Linked DNA regions of Homo sapiens: region 2 is linked to region 1. The links are chromatin loops, found by intact Hi-C in ENCODE. Cell type or tissue: Caco-2. All regions are shown on one strand. Links, peaks and the distances in the headings refer to the core of each region. The heading gives the core; the rest is flanking DNA.

Region 1 (9,433 bases), core at 685-8,684:
GCAGTGGTCTGCCTGCTTCTGCAGGGTATCGGGCGCCATGTCTAGTCGCTCCCTATAGCCTGGGAAGAGGGGGCGGGGTCGTGGGCGGTGTTGTATGGGGCATGAGGGTGGAGGGCGGGCAGTGGGGAATGGTGATGGCTGGGGGATGAGCTGCATGGTGCTCCACCCCAGACGACAGATTAGGACCCCAGCACCCAGCTCCCAGGGCAGCAGAAAGCAGCCCTCCGAGGTCAGCGCCCTCCTCTCGGCTGTGTCCAGGGCTGGCTGTAGACCCCCTGCAGCTTCCGCAGCACCGGCCCATAGAGAGAGTTCTCAGGTCGGGTTCCCCTACACTTGGGTCGCCCGACCTTTGGACCTCCACCATCACCGCTGAATGGTCTTGGGCCACCGAGCACCCACTGTGGGTGAAGTGTGTGTACAGGGGCATGATGAGCGCATAGTGCCCGAACTGTGCCAGGTCCTGCAGCAGCCCCGAGCAGAAGTAAAGTGCCATCTGTGGGGCGGGTCAGAGCCTGGCCAGCCCAGAGCTTTCCGACTATTCCCAGAGGTCCCATGCCACCCACAGCTTTGCCATCGGCAGCCTTGGTGTGCACAGACCTGGCGGGCTGCTGGCTGCTGAGCAAAGCCAGGGAGGACCAGGGCCAGGACCAGTGCCCCTTTCTGTACAAGGGAACCCAAGGGGAGGCCAGGAGGCAGGCAGAGCCCAGGGGTGCCCATACTTCTCTCCAGGAGACAAATCTGGCCTGCCTGGGCCTCCCAAATGCCCTCAAGGTGGCAGCACTGAGAATGGCCCAGACATGTGCCGTCGCTGCTGAGTCACTGCTGGGCACCACCAGGAGGGAACCGTCTCTGGTCTACCCCTCCCCAGCATGGGGCTGAGGCTGCTACTCTGGCCCAGGAAGGAGGAGGGGGAAGCCTGTGGCCATGTATGACCGGGGGCTGCAGGCGCTGTCTGCTGGAGACACAAGCAGAAGCTGAGGAGGCTGTGGTCTTTGTTCAAGGAGGCCAAGTCCATTGCTCCATCTGGCTAGAGTGGGAGGCAGGCAAGAAAGCCCAGGATGCCATTCCCTGCCCCGTGCAACACAGGCCTCAGGCTCCTGGCGCTTCCTCTCGGACCTAGGCACACCTTTGGTCGGAGCTGACCTCATCCCCTCTGGCATTGATCCCACGCAGCTGAAGCCACGCTTCACCCCAGCACCTCTGTGTCCCCTGGTACTCCACCCCACAGCAGCCAAGGGAGGCAGTTTCCGGCCTGCCAGCCTCGGCCCTTCTCGTCTCTGACACCTGACCCTCCCGGGGGCTGAGACACAGAGGGCTGAGTTCCAAAGGCCCTTGTGCTGGGCAGGAGGCAGGACTGGGGCAGGGGGAGATACCGAGAGTCTCTAGGGACCAGCGCATAGCCCGTCCCAGCTGGGGCCACAGCCCCTGAAGCTGTTTGTCCTGCAGTCTCCGAGCTTTCAGGGCTGGGTGTCAGGGCCAGTGCTACTGCCTGGGAGCGAGTGAACGGGTTCCTCGCAGAGGTCCAAGGTCACTCCTGTGTGTCTCTCTGGCTCCCTTGCTCCCTGGCTGCTGTACACACTCACCCTCCTGTGCCCTTGGCCAGACAGACAGCCAGCTCCCGTTACTCTGTGCACACGGGCCCTGGAATCCAGGGCGCAGCTGATGGTGACCTGCTCCGCTCCCTAACTCCACTTCCCTTCCAGCCCCTGCTGGGCCCTGGGTTAAGTCGGGGGCAAGTCTCTGGGGGAGGTGGGCACAGCCTCCACTCCCAGACATGTCTGGGCTTTGTTCTCAGTGGTGGCCCAGTTCCCCAGATGACCTGGGTGAGGTTGATGAAGGGCCCTGGCCCCTCTTGGCTGGTGGAGGTGGCTCAGGGTCGGGTGGGATGGGTGGGGACCATGGCTTTCCCACAGGCCCAGCCATCCCTGGGACAGCCCTGGGACAGCCCTGGTGTCCTGATGCAGATGCTCACTGGGGACTGTGTGCCCCCTCACACCTTTCTGTGCTCTCTGCTGCTGCTCTGTCCTGTCCCCACCCCAGTTCCCGGGGCTGAGGAACAGGAGCACCGCAGACCTGGTAACTCTCTGCCATCGGATTCCCGGGCAAGGGCGCCTCTGAGCTCCCTGGGAGGCGAGCCAGGAGAATGCAGCCTGTTCGGGCTCTGGCTAACTCCGGAGCGGCTCCGATCTCTGGAGCTCCAGCTTGGCTTGTACCTCCTTGGAGGTGATGGCGTCAGAGGCAGGGACATGGGAGGGGCCCCAGCAGGGCAGAGCCAGAGGCAGTTCTGGGACTCAGGGGCTGCTGCGCCTTCTCTGCCAGGCCTAGAGCCGCTGCAGTGTAGAACAGAGAGAGCCCAGTGGGCACGGCCCAGCCCCTCTCCGCTGTGGGTGCCACAGGTGCTTGGCTGGGCAGACACTTGTGACTGGGGGCAGGTCACGGTGACCAGGCCCAAGCAGGCCCTGATGGCTTCAAACCCAGCAGAGCTTGAAGTGTCAGAAAATAAATCCACTGAGGTCAGCTGAAGCCATCCAGTTCTTGTGAACAGATTGAATCTTCCGAGTGACCGAGCCCCTAAAATATAGCCTGTCCCTGGCCCTGGGCCGGGCCGGGACCCAGAGCCGACCCATCAGCAACCACTGCTCCCGCTGACCCGAGGGTCCTCTGGGGTCCTGGTCCCAGGATGCTCGGGCCCTGCACGGGGGAAGCTCAGCCTGGGACGCTGTGACAGGCATCCCAGAGCAAGCCCAGCTGTCCACCCCACAGGCTGCCACCTCCCTGCAGGCCCAGGCCTAGGCCCCCAGCCAAGTCCGCTTCTTTCCCACACTGGCCAGAGGCTGACAGCTGGTTCTGGACTCCACGTGGGGATGGAGGCTGCGGAGTGTTCCCTGGGACAGGAAGCCACATGGGACCCTGTCTCTCCTCCAGGACCCCAGCCTGACAGGAGGTCTCAGTAGCCCCTCAGCTCCAGGGCACTCTGTCCTTGAGCGAGTGTGAGCAGGAGACAGCGGCTCAAACTCAAGAGGCTCAGGGTGCCCCCTCCTAGGTGCTGCCTGGGGTCGGCCTCCTCTCCCACCCTCTGGCAGAGGAGGAGCAGCCCCCGTCCACCCAGCCATGTCCAGAGCAGGCAGGAACGGTGGGGGCCTGTGCTTGCACGTAGAGGTCACCGGTCTGGGGCCAGTGTGCTCCCGGGAGTGGGGGAGACTGGGGCTGGGCCCTCCTTACCTGCATGGGGACTGGGCTGGGCCCTCCTTATCTGCATGGGCCGGAAGCACATGTTGGTGAGCACCTCCTTCCAGGCCAGTGAGTACTTGTCATCTCCAAATGTTTGGGTCAGGCTTTTCTAGAAGCAAATCCCAGAAACCTGTGTGACATGTGGTCCAGCTCGGGGAGCTGGTGGTCATCCGCTGAGCACCTCATGCCCGGCTCTGGGGGGAGGAGTTGGCTGTGGGGCTCAGCCCTGCCTCATCTCATGTGTTCCGCCAAGTCCCTGTCTTGCCCAGCACCCCCATGGTCTCCCCTGCACCAGTTGGTCTACACCGCCTTCTCCTCTGACTGGTTAGCTCCTGTGCTGGCTCTCCCAGAGGGGGACCCTGGAGAGCAGGGAAGCACCCATCTATTAAATAATTCACGGCAGCAGCCCCAGAGCTCAGCAGCCCACCCAATCCAGAGAAGGCACCGAGGAAAGATCTCTGCTGAATGACAGGATGCCTGGAATGCTCAGGCAGCCCAGGCTGTAAGAGGGCACCATGCTCGCCCAGGCCATAGGAACCCAGGGGGGCCCGGCCCAGGTCCTAGTCCGAGGACTCCCTGGGGCATGTGGCAGTGGTGAGTGGACTGAGGACCCCACAGGGCCAGGAGTGCTGGGCTCCCTTCTCCCTGGGGATGGTGCCTTGTTGGAGGGAAGCCTCCCGACAGGGTCTCTGAGGGTAGACAGGAGAGTCTGAGGCAGCAGGAGGGAAGGAGTCAGGGTGGGGTGAGACCCTGGAGTCACCCTTTCAGGGCCTGTTGCTCCAGCTTTGCTGTACTTGAGCGTTGTTAGACTCAACAGTCGCTGTGAATGAATGTGGCTCCCGATGGAAGGACTGAGCCGGCCAAGTCCCTCGAGATCCAGGCGCTGCTTTCCTGTTGCCCCTCCTCCCCCAACATGGCCAGCCAGGGGTCTCCCACACGTGTCCTGTGAGTCTCACTTCTGCCATCAATCCCATCCCCTTGCCCCGCTCCAAGTCTTCCCTGAATGTCAGACAGAATTCTCTTCCATGGGCATTTATAGCTAGGGTCACGTGTGTCACTGTCTAGTGCCATTGGAATCTTATTTAGATTTCATACTTACATCTTGTCAGCCCAAGAGGAGTCCCAGTTCCTGCTGGAAAATGGCTCATGTAATCTATCTTGGTTGGGTCATCATCACCGAAAAGCATCAGATGCATAGTTCATTCATTCATTTGTTCACTCATTCCACAAAGATTACCATGTGCCAAGCACGGTTCTGGACTTTCTCCCCACGCAGTCGGACAATCCTCCTGGGCAGGAGCACCTGGGCTGTTCCCTGGTGCCCCTTCCCCAGCCCAGTTGCAGGCCTGGGGGAAGAGGGACACCTGTAGCCTCCAGGCCGACCCTGGGTTGCATTTTGAAGTGTGGCCAGCAGGTGGCAGCATGCCCCCATACTGGGTCGCTCCGAGGCTGCAGGCTAAGGAGGCCACCAGGCGGGCAGGGTGAAAGAGCAGGGCTGTGCCGGGCGGCCCCGGTTTCTCCTCTGTGCCCATGCCCCACCCTATGGGTTTAGGAATTGAATATCTGGGGGCCTCTCAGGGCTGAGCCAGGCTCCTGCTCTCAGTTCCTGCAGGCGCTCTCCACATCCCTTCTCATGATCTTCAGTAAACACGAGGACAAGGACAGGAGGGAGGGGACAGGGAGAGGGTGGGGCCGCTGTGGAAGCCCCTGCCAAGACCACAGACCTCAGGCAAGCTGCTTCCCTGGCAACTCCACTACCTGCTCTCCCTGGACCCCAGCACAGTCCCAGGAGTCACCCCTGCCCTCAACAGTGAACAAGTGCACTCTTGGTGACCTTGAACGTGAAGCCTGGTGAGGCTATGGAGGAGAGGCCCACCTTGCCAGGGCCCTTGGTGTGGCTGAGTCTCTGCTTCCCTTGCCGTCTCAGCCTCTCCCTCCCTCTAGGGGGCTGGGGGTCGGGACAGCGCCTGTGGGGCTCTGGCCCAGCCAGTTGGGCCACATCAAGCAGGGACCCAGATAAAGGTCAAGGGCACTGAGGAGGGAGCTGGCACTGCAGAGAGTCCACTTCCCAGGCACAGCCTTGGCCATGATGTTTGAGGACAGCTGCAGGGGCTGTCTGGTGCCCTCATGTCCTTCTGATGCTGCAGGTAGCAGATGGGGGTGGAGAGAAGAGGTGAGCTATGAGCAAGAGTGAATGAAGGTGGGGCTGGCCCCTGGCTGTGGTGGTGACGCCCTGGGATGGCTGGAAGGGAGGTCCCCAGTGGAGTCTGGGGACAGGAAGGTGCAGGCCAAGCCCAGCTGCCAGCAGCCAGAGTTGCACCGAGTTCAGTATTCGCCATTGCAAATGGGACCTGGCACCACGGGTCAGAGAACTGAGCTGGACGGTGCAGGGTGGGTGGGGTAGGGAAGGTGGGAGTCAGGGCTCTCATCTGCGGCCAGCACAGGCTCCACAGTCCCCCACCCTGTCAATTCCCTGGTGGGCCAGCAGGTGGCGCCCAGCCTCTTCCTCCCCAAGGTCCTGGGATGGGGAGGCTCCAGCTTAGAGCCTAGGCGCTCCTATGGGAACCCAGGGCCAGAGATGGAGGCTGTGACAGTGACCTGGTCAGCAGGGCCCTCTACTCTGACCTCCTCCCTCCCTCTCCTGGGGAGCAGTGCTAGGTGCACAGCCTAGGCAGCCAAACCTCCGAAACGCCCCAAGCTATCCTGGGTGGTCAGGCCGCGCCGCTCCACACTCTGGGCCACGGGAGCCCCGAAGGAATGGAGTGGGCACTGGGGCCGCTGGACGGGAGGGTGCCCTGCCCCCTGCCCTGGCTTCAGACCTTCCTCCTCTGATGTGGGCACCGGCCCTAGTGCCAACCCGCTCCTCCCAGCACCAGGGGCACAGGCATGAGATCACTGGGCCCTGCTGGGAATGGGGCGCTGGAGCTCAGGGACTGCCTGACAACTGCTCTCCGAGGGGCTGGGAATGGCTGCCAGCCAGCATCACCTTCCAGAACAGCAAGCCAAGGCCTCGGAGACGGGGGCCTCGGTCCCAGACCTGGCATCGACCAAGCTTCTGGAGCTTGTGCCACCAGAGTCCCACGACTCTGGAGGTCTGGGGTGGGGCTGTGGTGTGACAGTGGCTGCAGGGCCAGGACCCCAGCTCCTCAGCACTCACTCCCAGCACCCCTCCTCCCTGGGTCTGTGCCTCCCCGGGGCAGGAGGGGATGGGGAAGGATAGGGCAGGTGTGAGGCTCAGCGAGCCCCTCACACGCTGTGGCAGACAGCAGAGAAAGGCCACCAGCCCCCCGCACACGGTACACACTCCCCACAGCAAGGGTGACACTGGTAGAGACAGAGGTTCCCACAGTGCACAAACGTTCCTCTAAAGAAAAAGCAACAACATCAATATATGAAACGCAGGGCTCTTCATGCGTTTACGACAGGGCGTCCTTCACCCTGAAGGTGCCGGCGAGCATCAAGACTGCAGAGCCAGCCACTGGGTGCCGCATTCCTGCTGGCTCAGGTGGGACCTGTTTCTGTTGCATCTTAAAGGACGATGCTGGGAAAGGCTGCTCTCGCCCTGGCAGGGCTTAGAGGTGATGAGATGAGAAAGGGGTGAAGCCATCTGCGCTTCAGAGGAAGCCTGCCTTCCCTGATCACGGAGGAACCAGATCTGAATGTTTCTCTGCTCAACTGGGAGATTGGGACTCGATTTTGACATTCAGGGATCTGGGGCATCTGTGGCCAGGAAAGACCTGTCTGGGGGAGGGGTGGAGGGGCGTCCTTCACCTCTCATGGCCCTGCCATTGAGAGAGGGGCTTCTCCTCAGTGGCTCGCATGGAACACCAGCATCAACATCAATCCCATGAAACATGCGCTCTTCATGCGTTTATGATCGGGTCTCCTTTGCCTTTAAGGTTCCAGCAAGCATCGGGCCTGTGCAGAGGCAGCACTGGGTGCCGCGTTCCTGCTGTCTCAAGTGGGACCTGTTGCTGTCACATCTTAAAGGACGATGCTGGAACGCCAGCCCTGCCACTCTCACTGCGTGATTTCAAACTTTTTTTTTTTTTAATTTTGAGACAAGGTCTTGCTCTGTTGCCCAGGTTGGAGTGCAGTGGCATGACCTCGGGTCACTGTAGCCTCCACCTCCCTGGTGGCCCAAGTGATCCTGATCTTCCCATCTCAGCATCCAAGTAGCTGGGACCACAGGCGCGCACCACCTTGCCCAGCTAATTTTGTCTATAGAGAGGAGGTCTCACTATGTTGCCCAGGCTGGTCTCCAACTCTTGGGCTGAAGCGATCCTCCTGCCTCTGCCTCCCAAAGTGCTGGGATTACAGGCATGAGAGACCATGCCTTGCCAGATAAATTAGTTAAGCTTTCAGAATCTCCATTTCTTTCAAAGCCTGTAAAATAGGGAAGCAATGTGCCAGTGCCTGGCCTTGAAAAAAAAATAAGACATCATTGTAACACGTCCTATGTTGTGACTGGCATGGTTGCCCCAACTCTAGGAATTGGGCTAAACACGCAGCTACATTTCTAGAAGCTTCTCCTGGCCTCCCTCTGACAAGGGCACCAGTCTTGTCCCAGCCTCCGTCTCTTTTACCAGGTGGCCTCCCTAGTCATGCTCTGCTCTGCGGCCTTCACGCCAAAGCTGGTCCCATCCCTCTGCTGGAAGGGCCCTCTGCGGCTCCCCCGTCATGGGCTCAGTCCTACCTCCAGGGAATGAGGTTCTGCGTCCAGCTCCCCTCCCCTTCCACACGCCCAGCAGTGAGCATCATCGTCCTTCGCCCTCCCTCCACCCATCTCCTGCCACCTGCTTCTTGACATCCCATTCAGAGCCCATCCCAGCACTCAGCCGCCATGTCTGTGACAGCCTCTTTGAACACAGGGGCCATTTCCTTCCATGCCGTGTCGTAGACTCCGGTCCCACTCTAGATGCCAAGTGCATCTGCACAGAATGAAGGACTCTAAGATGGGGCATGCCAGGCTCCAATTCAGGAGCTGAGAAGGCTGGGTCCCTGCCCCAGTGCCCTGTTCTGCTGGGCACACAGCTCTGGGCTGCGTGTTTCTGATGATGATGCTTGCTGCTGGGCGTGTGGATACTGTCAAGCTCCGCCTGAGGGAGCTCATTCCCAAGCAGGCCAGAGGCAGCCAGGGCCCTGTCCTCTCTCCTCCCTGCTCCCCACGGGTGGACCGAGCACCACCCTTGGGCTCAGACAAGACGGTGGCGACATCCCAGCATGGCATCCCTCCTCCTTCAGAGCTAGGCTTTGCTAGTGTCCTTGTGTCCTCACTCTCTTTTGCATCCTCAAGGCTCCCCTAAGTGGCTGCGGTCACCAAACTGTGCCCTTGGAGCAGCACCGGGAGAAGGAGAACAGGCAGCCCCTGCCCCTGCAGCTGCCCCGCGTGGTGCCACCCACATGCTCGTCCCTTTCCAGGCCCCTGCAGCCCAGGCTGTTCCATCTCTTTCTGTGTGGGTCAAAGCCTAAGGTGTAAAAAATAAAAAAATAAATAAAAAATAAAAGACTGGCCACACACAGTCTCCCCACCCCCAGGCCGCGGTCTGCACTGCTGCACCAGAGGGCCTTGGCCCTAACTTCCTGGAGCCTCAACAGCAGAGGTGCATTCCTGAGTGCCAGACTAATTCCAAGAGATGGTGAGAAAGGACTGTTTTATAGGAAAGGGGTGAGATAGCAAAGTCACGGAGGCAAAACAAAACAAAAACAAACAAACAAAACAGGCTGGGCACAGTGGCTCACACCTATAATCCCAGCACTTTGGGAGGCCCAGGTGGGTGGGTCACCTGAGGTCAGGAGTATCGAGACCAGCCTGGCCAACATGGTGAAACTCCCGTCTCTACTAAAAATACAAAAATTAGCTGGGCATGGTGGTGGGCGCCTATAATCCCAGCTAGTTGGGAGGCTGAGGCGAGAGAATTGCTTGAACCCGGGAGGTGGAGGCTGCGGTGAGCCGAGATTGCACCATCACACTCCAGCCTGGGCAACAAGAGCGAAACTCCCTCTCAAAAAAACAAACAAATAAAGAAAAGCATCAGGTTAGTTTGGAAAATAAGAAGTCAAGGGCAGACTGTGTCAAGGGGAGACTGAAGGGCTGCGCCAGGAGGGGTACAGGGACAGCCTGGTGCCTGTCACACTCTACAACCGGCACCTTTTCTGGGAGCTGGGGAAGGCTGTTGGAACAAGGGAAGGACTTTGCACG
Region 2 (9,433 bases), core at 1,049-9,048, 54 kb after region 1:
TTACAGGCGTGCGCCACCACACCTGGCTAATTTTGTATTTTCAGTAGAGACAGGGTTTCACCATATTGGTCAGGCTGGTCTGGAACTCTTGATGCCAAGTGATCCACGTGCCTTGGCCTCCCAAAGTGCTGGGGTTACAGGCATCAGCCACCGCGCCTGGCAAGCAGTTTAGTTTTCTGGTTTTTATTTTAATCTCTTTGAGCCCACCTTTATCCTTTTTCAGTTTCAAATGAGATTAAGGATTAAATACTAACTGTTTAATTTTAGCTAGGACTGGCTGGATTTTGTACAAGAAACAAAATCTCCTAGCAGTTTTGAAAAGTCCAATAACAAATTTCTCTTCTGTTTGCCACTCTCAGTTGCTTGACAGCTCCGTGCCGGTGGGAAGCATTTTAGCAGTTCGTTCAGCTCTTCCTGGCCCCTGTGTAGCAGAGAAGCAGTTTTTATGCCAGAAACAGAGATCCTTTTCATTATTGCTCTGAGCTCATGATTTTGACCTGTTTAATCTGGGTGCCTAACATTTATAAACATTTCTCTCATTCTGTTCTTTTCTAATATCAATCCTTCCGTGGACTGTTCCATCACCCGAAGCAACTGTTAGGCAAACCTGAATTTACATTTCCAAAAGGTCTCTAGGTTGTTGTTTGCCACGGAGCTGTTGTAATTTATAGAGCCATTAATTTGAAAGCCCTTCAAGACCCCTTCCTTAGTGGTTTTTATGTTGGCTGGAGTGTGATATTATCAGTTTATCTTAATGCCAGCAGAAATGTCAGCAGATTCCAAGTAGGCAGAAAAGAGAGAGACAGAAGTAGACAACTTAGAAGGCTCTCCATTTAACTTTGTAGTTGGCAGTTTAAAAATTCAGTATTAGGAAAAAGCAAATTTGAGGAGTTCAAATGATTCCAATGATGGCCATTGATTTTGAAATGTGCACAGGGAAAGCCATGTAGCTGCCTGGAGTCCCAGAAAATCTGGCACGCCTTAGTGTCTGAGAATGCCATTCCATTTCTTTTTCATCTCTGAGAAGCAAAGAAAATCCTATAAACCCTGTCAGGGACTGTCAGGAGTCTGGACCAGTGTTTTAGATGGTGGTGACACCCTGGGTTCTTTCAGTTGGCTTTCTCACACTCACCATATGTGTATTTTTTGAGACAATTCTCACTGTTAAACAGGCTTTAGTGCAGTGGCAGGACCACAAGTCATGGTAGCCTCGACCTCCTGGGCTCAAGCAATCCTCCCACATCAGCCTCCTGATAGCTGGGACTACAGGTGGGAGCTGCCACACCCAGCTAATTTTTGTGTTATTTGTAGAGGTGGGGTTTCATCATGTTGCCCAGGCTGGTCTCCAACTCCTTAGCTCAAGCCATTCTCTCACCTTGGCCTCCCAGAGTGCAGGGATTACAGACAGGAGCCACCTCGAGGGGCCGACCCTCACCGTGTGTACGTGTGTTTTAACATTTCCTATGGTGCTAAACTATTTATGTTTATTTTTGCTGTGGGATGATCAGAAGATGTTCAGGAACAAGCAAGAAAAAAAAATGAGCCAAATCATTTAAAGACGTGGGAAACCAAACCAAAATCAAACCCAAATCAGAATGCTCACAAAATTTCAACCAAGGTGTACACATCAAACATAATATTCAGTCAGGCATCCAGAACCAAAAGTGAATTCACCAGGAAAGACTTGCCTCATGGACAGAACATAAATTCTTTAGAACTCAGAGTCCTCAAACCAGAAGGGCACTGCTCTTTACACCAGAAAGTGCTTGCCAAAAGCAAAGAAGCAAAAAAAAGAAAGAAAGAAAGAAAGAAAGAAAGAAAGAAAGAAAGAAAGAAAGAAAGAAAGAAAGAAAGAAACCCAACCTTTATACCCTCAGGAGGGATGCAAGGTCCTTTGTTTAAGGGAGCCTTATAATCAAATCACATCCAGGATAAAGTAAAAAGGAACTGACCAAAGGGAGGGAATCTGGGTATTTGAGGAGATTCACCAGAACAGAAAAGCAACTCCTGGAAAGGCAGTCTGCGGGGGGCTCAGTCAACACTGCGTTAGATTCCAGGACACGCTGATTCATCCAAGATGAATTCACTTCGGTCCCACTTCTGGCTCCGCTATGTGACACTGCATAACAAATACAGAAAGACTCTAAAATAAAATGAACTTTCTTTGGAAATAGGTATTGCTTGGGAATAAGCAGGCCATAGGAAAGCACGTGTGAATTTAGGGAGGTGAAGGAAGACAAAGGTTTTTAAAGGAAAATGGAGGAGGATCACAGGATTGTTTTGAGATATTTATCCTTGGCTACAAGGATCAAGGATATGCGTGGCACCAGTCTGAGGATGGACGGGTGGTTGCTGGGCAGATGTCCTTGCAGAAATATTTTTCGATGAAAGGTTAAGAAGGCCTTTGTGCAAGGTGGAACTGGGCCTGGACCACTGGCATCACCCACTCACCCACAGCCTCAGCTTCCCTTTTGGAGACACTGCAGGGGAGCCAAGGAGCTGGGCCTCGGACCCCTCTTTATTGGCAGTCTGTGCAGGGTGACCAGGACTGTGTGGTCACAGGCTAAACCCAAGTCACCTCCTATTGGCCGCGATTGCTGTGCTCTGGGTCAACTGTGCATTGGTACCATGGGGGCCGCACTCGCAGCCCCAAGCCTTCTTCTGGCAGGGCTCTCCGTTGCTCTCCCTGGATCAGGAACTGGGGGAAGTGAGCGAGGCCAACCAGAAGCCCAGACGCCCTGGGGAGACCTCATCCTGGACAGGCGTTCCCAGGAGTACAAGGAAGCTCCCTGGTGAAGGTGCGCAGGCGCTGTGCGGGCAGCCCAGGCACTCCATCAGGGCCCCCTTATCCTTTAGGAGGAGTCCTCCCCGGCCGGTGCTCCAGGGCTGTGGGCTGGGGCATGACGGCCCCCAGCTGCGTAGCTCCAGCCCCTTTCTAGCCGGCTGGTGGGCAGCTCGTAATGGGGACGCGGGATCCGAAGGGACCCCTCCCGGGAGTACCCGCTGCCCTTACTGGTCCTGGGACACGGCTGGACCCCTCGGGCTGGCAGCTCGGCGGCAGAAAAGGCAGCGGGCGCTGGGAGACAGCGGCTGCCCACGCAGTTCTGCTCAGGCTCAGGCTCTGGTTTCGAGCGGGCCCGCTAGTCCTGGTCCTGCTCGAGTGCGCACCTGCGGGGTAAATGGCGCCGAATCCCTGCAGCCGTTGCCGCCATCGCGGCCGCTGCGCGGAGCCTCCCGGCTTCGTCTCCTTGCGCCCCGCGGGAGGTGAAACTTCACCCAAGTTTGGGTTCTGGGGAGAACGTATTGAAGCCGGGAGTGGCTCGGGTCGGGGTCACAGACTGGGAATGGGGGTGGGTGGGGGGACGGAGCCGGTCTCCATCAGGGCCGTCCAGGGGGTGGGCTGTGTATCCACGACCCTGGGGCGTTGGCGCTCGCCCCTGGGGAAGGAGCGGGTGGGCTGTCGGGCCACCGAGTAGAAGGAGCCAGCGATCGGGGTTGAGTGGTAGATCCTGCGGACTTCCGCAAGGACAAAGTTTGGTTCTTTGGCCGCTTTGTGGAGCCTCTGTCTGTGTCCAGCGCGGAAAGCGGAAAGTGCAGCATAGACGCGCTCCTGACCCCACCTCCTCACTCCAGCCTCCGCTTCTCCACCCCCCACCCCCATTCTGCCCGGCCTTGGCTGGGGCAGGTCCTGGACCAGAAAGGCGAAGGGAAGAGGGACAGCCTTTCAATGAAGGCCCACTACGTGCCAGGCCCCGTGCCTGGCTCCTCCCCCTTCCCATCAGGGCCCTCCCAACCCAGGGACCCGCACGTGTGTGCAGGGAGGGGGACAGGGGAGAAGACTCCACTGTGCACGCGGGGGTGGTGGCCCCGCCGAGCCCTCCTGGTCCCTGGTTTCCCCAGTGAATGAGGCTCGCGGCTGGGGCCTCTGCACCCAGGCCTGTGTCTCTCCTCGCGGTGCCCCGGAACCCCGTCGGGCTGCGGCGTCTCATTAGCCTGCCTCTGTCCTTCCCGCAGCTGAGGCCCCAGGGGCCACGCGGAGGCTCACGAGGAGGCCGGCGGCCACGCGCATCCCGTAGCCCAGGTGGCCCAGGGCTGCACCCCGGCGGCCTCGGCGCCATGGAGTCCTGGTATTCGCTGATGGCGCACTACGATGAGTTCCAGGAGGTCAAGTATGTGAGTCACTGCGGCGCGGGGGGCGCTTGCGGGGACTTTCTGCCCGCAGGCCACCGGGCCCAGGCCGGGCTGCAGCTCTGGAAGCGGCGCAAGTTGAACCTGCTGTCGGGCTGGTGTTTGCAGCCGGCCTCTGCTCCATCCTGGCGGCTATGCTGGTGCTCAAGTACCTGGGCCCGGTCGCGGCCGGCGGCGGAGCCTGTCCTGAAGGCTGTCCTGAGCGCAAGACTTCGCGTGCACCGCTCGCTTCTTGGCCGCCAACCTGGACGCCAGCATCGACCCATGCCAGGACTTATACTCGTTCGCCTGCGGCGGCTGGCTGCGGCGCCATGCCATCCCCGACGACAAGCTCACCTACGGCACCATCGCGGCCATCGGCTAGCAGAACGAGGAGCGCCTGCGGCGCCTGCTGGCTCGGCCCAAGGGTGGACCCGGCGGCGCTGCCCAGCACTAGGTGCGCTCCTTCTTCCGCTTGTGCCTCGAGATGCGCGAGATCGAACGACTGAACCCGCTGCTCATGCTGGAGGTCATCGAGGACTGCGGGGGCTGGGACCTGCGCGGCGCGGCGGAGCGCCGGGGGGTTGCTGCGCGATGGGACCTCAACTGGCTGCTGTAAAAAAGTGCAGGGCGTGTACAGCGCCGCCGCGCTCTTCTCGCTTATGGTCAGCCTGGACGACAGGAACTCTTTGCGCTACGTCGTCCGTGTGAGTGCGCGCGTTGAGCGCCCCGCCAGCTGCCGTAGACCCGGGGCGCAGTGGCCTTGCCCAGGGGTCCCTGAGGGCGGGAGGAGGGTGCGCGAGAGGAGAGGAAGGGAAAGCAGGGGAGGGGAGGGAGCGCACAGTGGCAGCGCGCGGGAGGAGGTCATAAGTAATTTCCCCGGGGTAACTGCGGTGTTCAGCGGTGCAGCCATTTCCCAGCCCTCTGGCAGGCAGTGGGGAGCGGGTGGGGTGCGCGGCAATATATTCAAGCTTATGTACAAAGCATTTGAGGTCTAGTTGAAGAAACAACTTGAAGAATGGTCTCGCAGCAATTACAAACAAATACCCTTCAGCAATTACAAGAAGGCTTTCAATGACTGAACCCGAATACTTGGTTGTCTGGGTTAAACATACGCATTTGGGTGATGGCCGCTATATTCTTTTTTGTATCTGATTGCTAGGGTGATGGCCGCTATATTCTTTTTTGTATCTGATTGCTAGGCTTCTGTAAATGGCTCTGTGCTGCCACCCGAAGCATCTATGACCAGGGAAGAAGGATAGAAGCTTATTTTGCGTTGGATAACCAGCAAGCTCTAAGAATTAAAGAAGGGGGAGATGTGGGGGGTGCACGACGATATATTCAAACTTATGTACAAGGCATTTGAGCTCGAGGCATGGAAAAATACTGAGGCACTGTGTGTACGTTGTTTGTGCGTGAGAATGTAACTCCTTGACACTGAAAACAGGACAAGGAGTGGAATGTGTGATAAGGAGCGCTGAAAACAGCCTCCTAGGAATGTGGTCTGAGTGCTTTTACAAGGCCGTATGTGCCTCATGACCCCACGGCAAAAACCCATCTGGTGGATGTTTGTGGTTTAACAAGCCTTCTAATAAATACTTGGCGGATGGATTTTGGGGCGGCACTCTCTCAGAGGAGTTGCCGCCTGCCCCACTCAGCTGGAATTGTCTGAGTACTTCATTCTCTGGCGTTCACAGCAGCTACAAGCTGCAAGGGGTGACCCCAACGTGACCACCTTGAAATTACGCGTGGAGCAGGTCGACTCATCAACTTTGGGTACTAAAAATACCAAAACTTAGCTGGGCGTGGTGGCGGGTGCCTGTAATCGCAGCTACTCAGGAGGCTGAGGCAGGAGAATTGCTTGAACCCGGGAGGCAGATGTTGCAGTGAGCCGAGATCGCGCCATTGCACTCCAGCCTGGGCAATAAGAGCGAAACTCTGTCTCAAACAAAACAAAACTCTTGCTAAGGAAAGAGCAAATTTTTGAGCAGAAGTTTGAAAATATTTATTTGACACTTGATTTTGGGGTAAACAATGTATTAGACTCATAAACACTCATACCTACACAGGAAAAGGAAGCTTGAGAACAGAATGACCTAATTTCAGAATAATCTTTTTCCTCTTCTTCTTCTTCTTTTTCTTCTTCTTCTTCTTCCTCTTCTTCCTCTTCCTCTTCCTCCTCTTCTTCTTCTTCCTCTTCTTCCTCCTCCTCTTCCTCTTCCTCCTCCTCTTCTTCTTTTCCTCCTCCTCCTCCTCCTCCTCCTCCTCCTCCTCCTCCTCCTCCTCCTCCTTCTTCTTCTTCTTCTTCTTCTTCTTCTTCTTCTTCTTCCTTCTTCTTCTTCCTTCTTCTTCTTCTTCTTGGGATGGAGTTTCACTCTCGTCACCCAGGCTGGAGTGCAATGGTGCGATCTCGGCTCACTGCAACCTCTGCCTCCCGGATTCAAGCGATTCTCTTGTCTCAGCCTCCTGAGTAGCTAGGATTACGAGTGCCTGCCACCACACCTGGCTAATTTTTGTATTTTTAGTAGAGACAGGATTTCACCATGATGGCCAGGCTGGTCTCAAACTTCTGACCTCAAGTGATCTGCCTGTCTCGGCCTCCCAAAAGGCTGGGATTACAAGCATGAGCCACAACTCCTGGCCAGAATAATCTGTTTTTAAAATGTCTTCACTTTTAAAATATAGAAGTCCTTGGGTGTGAGCACTCATGTAAAACCTAAACATGCAGCACCTCCACATTGGTTAGAAAGAGGAACTTTCTAACCCACTGACAACTGGGAAGATAGAAATACACTAGCTGGATTTTACCAAAACCTTTGCATATTTGGTGGATGGAATGTAACAATGAGTATGATGATTTAGTAAGGCCAGCTAATGGTGTCTACCTTCTGTTCACCTCCCATATTTTTATGACAGCCACTAAAACCTAGAATTAGAAAAGAAAAAAAACTGTCCTGAGAGAGCCAGGTCCTCAAATACATGTATATATTTTTCCAGACAGGGTCTTGCTCTGTTGCCCAGGCTAGAGTGCAGTGGAGCAATCTTCTTTCACTGCAGCCTCGACCTCCCTGGACTCAGTTGTTGTTTTTGCAGAGACGGGATCTCACTATGTTGCCCAGGCTATTCTCAAACTCCTGAACTCAAGCGATCCTACCCGCTCTTCCTGCCAAAGTGCTGTGATTGCAGGTGTTGAGCCGCCATGCCTGCCAAATAGATGTTTTACAATGTTAAAATAATTTTCATATGCAAGGAAGCATTCAATCATGCTAATATTTCTAGTGAGCACAAAATGCTTGCTTTTTTTTTTTTCTTAAGACAGAGTGGCTCTGTCGCACAGGCTGGAGTGCAGTGGTATGATCTCAATTCACTGCAACCTCCCAGGTTCAATCAATTCTCCTGCCTCAGCCTCCCAAGTAGCTGGGATTACAGGTGCCGACCACCACGCCCGGCTAATTTTTGTAGTTTTAGTAGAGACCGTGTTTTAGTTTAGACCAGTTTTAGTTTCACCATGTTGGCTGGGCTGGTCTCAAACTCCTCACTTCAGGTGATCCTCCCACCACAGCCTCCTGAGTAGCTGGGACCACAGGCATGGGCCACGAGGCTTGGCTAATTTTTGTATTTTTTGTAATAGTGTAAACTTTGCTGGAAAATGTGGCTGATTTCACCTTTAATTCTTTTCGGCCAGACACGTGGCTCACACCTGTAATCCCAAACTTTGGGAGGCCAAGGCGGGTGGATCACCTGAGGTCAGGAGTTGGAGACCTGCCTGGCCAATATGGTGAAACCCCGTCTCTACTAAAAATACAAAAACTAGCCAGGCATGGTGGTGCACACTTGTTGACCCCTGGCTACTTGGGAGGGTGAGGCAGGATAATGGCTTGAATCTGGGAGGCAGAGGTTGCAGTGAGCCGAGACAAGGTCATTGCACTCCAGCCTGGGCAACAGAGTGAGGCTCTGCCTCAAATAAAAAAAATTCTTTTCAATGTTCTTTTGGGGCAGGTGTGGTACTCACCAAGCATGGCTGTGTTGGGATGGGTGCTCCCGAATGCTTTCGGACGGAGATCAGAAACACCTGGAGTCAGTTCCTTCCCCAGTTCTCACCTCTCCCTGCTACCCTCTACCACCCCCACCATCCACCCAAAAGACAAGACCCTTCTTCTGGCAGCAGCCAGAATACTTATTTTCCACCCAGGGCGGGTCACAGCACTCCTTAAAGACCTCCAACCACATCCCTCTACTCAGACTTCACACTCCCCAACACTACCCACCCTCTTGACCCTCAGATTTACCCCTCTACCCACCCACCCTCTGATCCAGCCCTTGGCCTCCCAGAGCACCTGCTGGCGCTGCCCCAGGGCCTTGGCACTGCTGTTCTGCCTTGCTCAAGCCCCACTCTGTTTAGGTCTCCTGCTCAATCATCTGCTCCTCAGCAGCCCCTCCTGGCCTGCGTTATCCACCCCTCCAGACACTGTGCCCACAGGCACTCATGATTTTCCTCCTAGGAAGTAGTACTGGCATTACATTGTCTAACACTTCCTTTTATTATTTATTTATTTTTAAAATTTATTTGTTTATTTTTGAGGCAGAATCTCGCTCTGTCGCCCAGGCTGCAGTGCAGTGGCATGACCTCGGCTCACTGCAATCTCCGCCGCCCGGGTTCAAGCGATTATCCTGCTTCAGCCTCCTGGGTAGCTGGGACTACAGGCGCATAGATAAGGGGTTTCACCGTGTTAGCCAGGATGGTCTCCATCTCCTGACCTCGTGATCCGCCCACCTCGGCCTCCCAAAGTGCTGGGATTACAAACACTTCCTTTTATTATTGCTTTGTCTCCCAGGAGAGCAGAGGCCCTGGGGAGGCAGGGGAGTCTTCCTTCTTGAGAAATCTATGCCCAGTGTCCAGATGTCTGGGGAGGGACCTTTGGCTCTCGACCAGTGTCCTGCACCCAGGGCTTCCCAGGAGCTCCTCGGATCTCAGTTGGGTGCTGAAATTGGCATGTGGGGGTATGGAACGTCTGAGAAGTTGAGATTTGGGGCAAGCCTTTGCCATGAGGCAGAGGGCCCCCTGGGGGGGTACAGGGGTGTGGAATTAGCTTAGTGGGGGGCAGCCGAAGGCTGTGTCAAAATCCCCCTGGTGATCCCCACCCCAGGAGCCTCCTTGGCCAGCAGGGTGGCAGGAAACCACCCTTCTCCAGGCGTCCTGAAGATCCCGAGTCCTCAAGTCCCACAGGTGATTCAAGGACTGAAGCAAAGATCAGCGGGGCGCGGG

Evidence for each region. Peaks named below come from ENCODE experiments on the same cell type or tissue, not always from the same donor. Only the 100,000 strongest peaks of a DNase experiment are listed, where the experiment ranks them.
Region 2: it touches region 1 in a loop (13-fold over the local background); 5 of 110 quality-filtered maps call a loop at or near these places.

What each region holds. Positions count from the first base shown.
Region 1 is chr2:232,435,946-232,445,378 of GRCh38, reverse strand. It overlaps the pseudogene DIS3L2P1. Among named protein-coding and RNA genes, the nearest start is that of ALPI, 15 kb to the left of the region's middle. RefSeq lists enhancers at 1,236-1,873, 5,085-5,589, 5,590-6,093. In Caco-2, for the core only: CTCF peaks have their summits at 770 (motif pointing right), 4,641 (motif pointing right), 5,502 and 5,726 (motif pointing right); DNase peaks (open chromatin) are centred at 788, 4,658 and 5,748.
Region 2 is chr2:232,382,141-232,391,573 of GRCh38, reverse strand. ALPP (alkaline phosphatase, placental) reads right to left here. Exons shown (of 11, transcript NM_001632.5): 11 at 8,685-9,433. It also overlaps the pseudogene ECEL1P2. Among named protein-coding and RNA genes, the nearest start is that of ALPP, 8.1 kb to the right of the region's middle. In Caco-2, for the core only: no CTCF peak of the experiment used is centred there; DNase peaks (open chromatin) are centred at 4,843 and 5,683; H3K4me3 peaks cover 188 bases.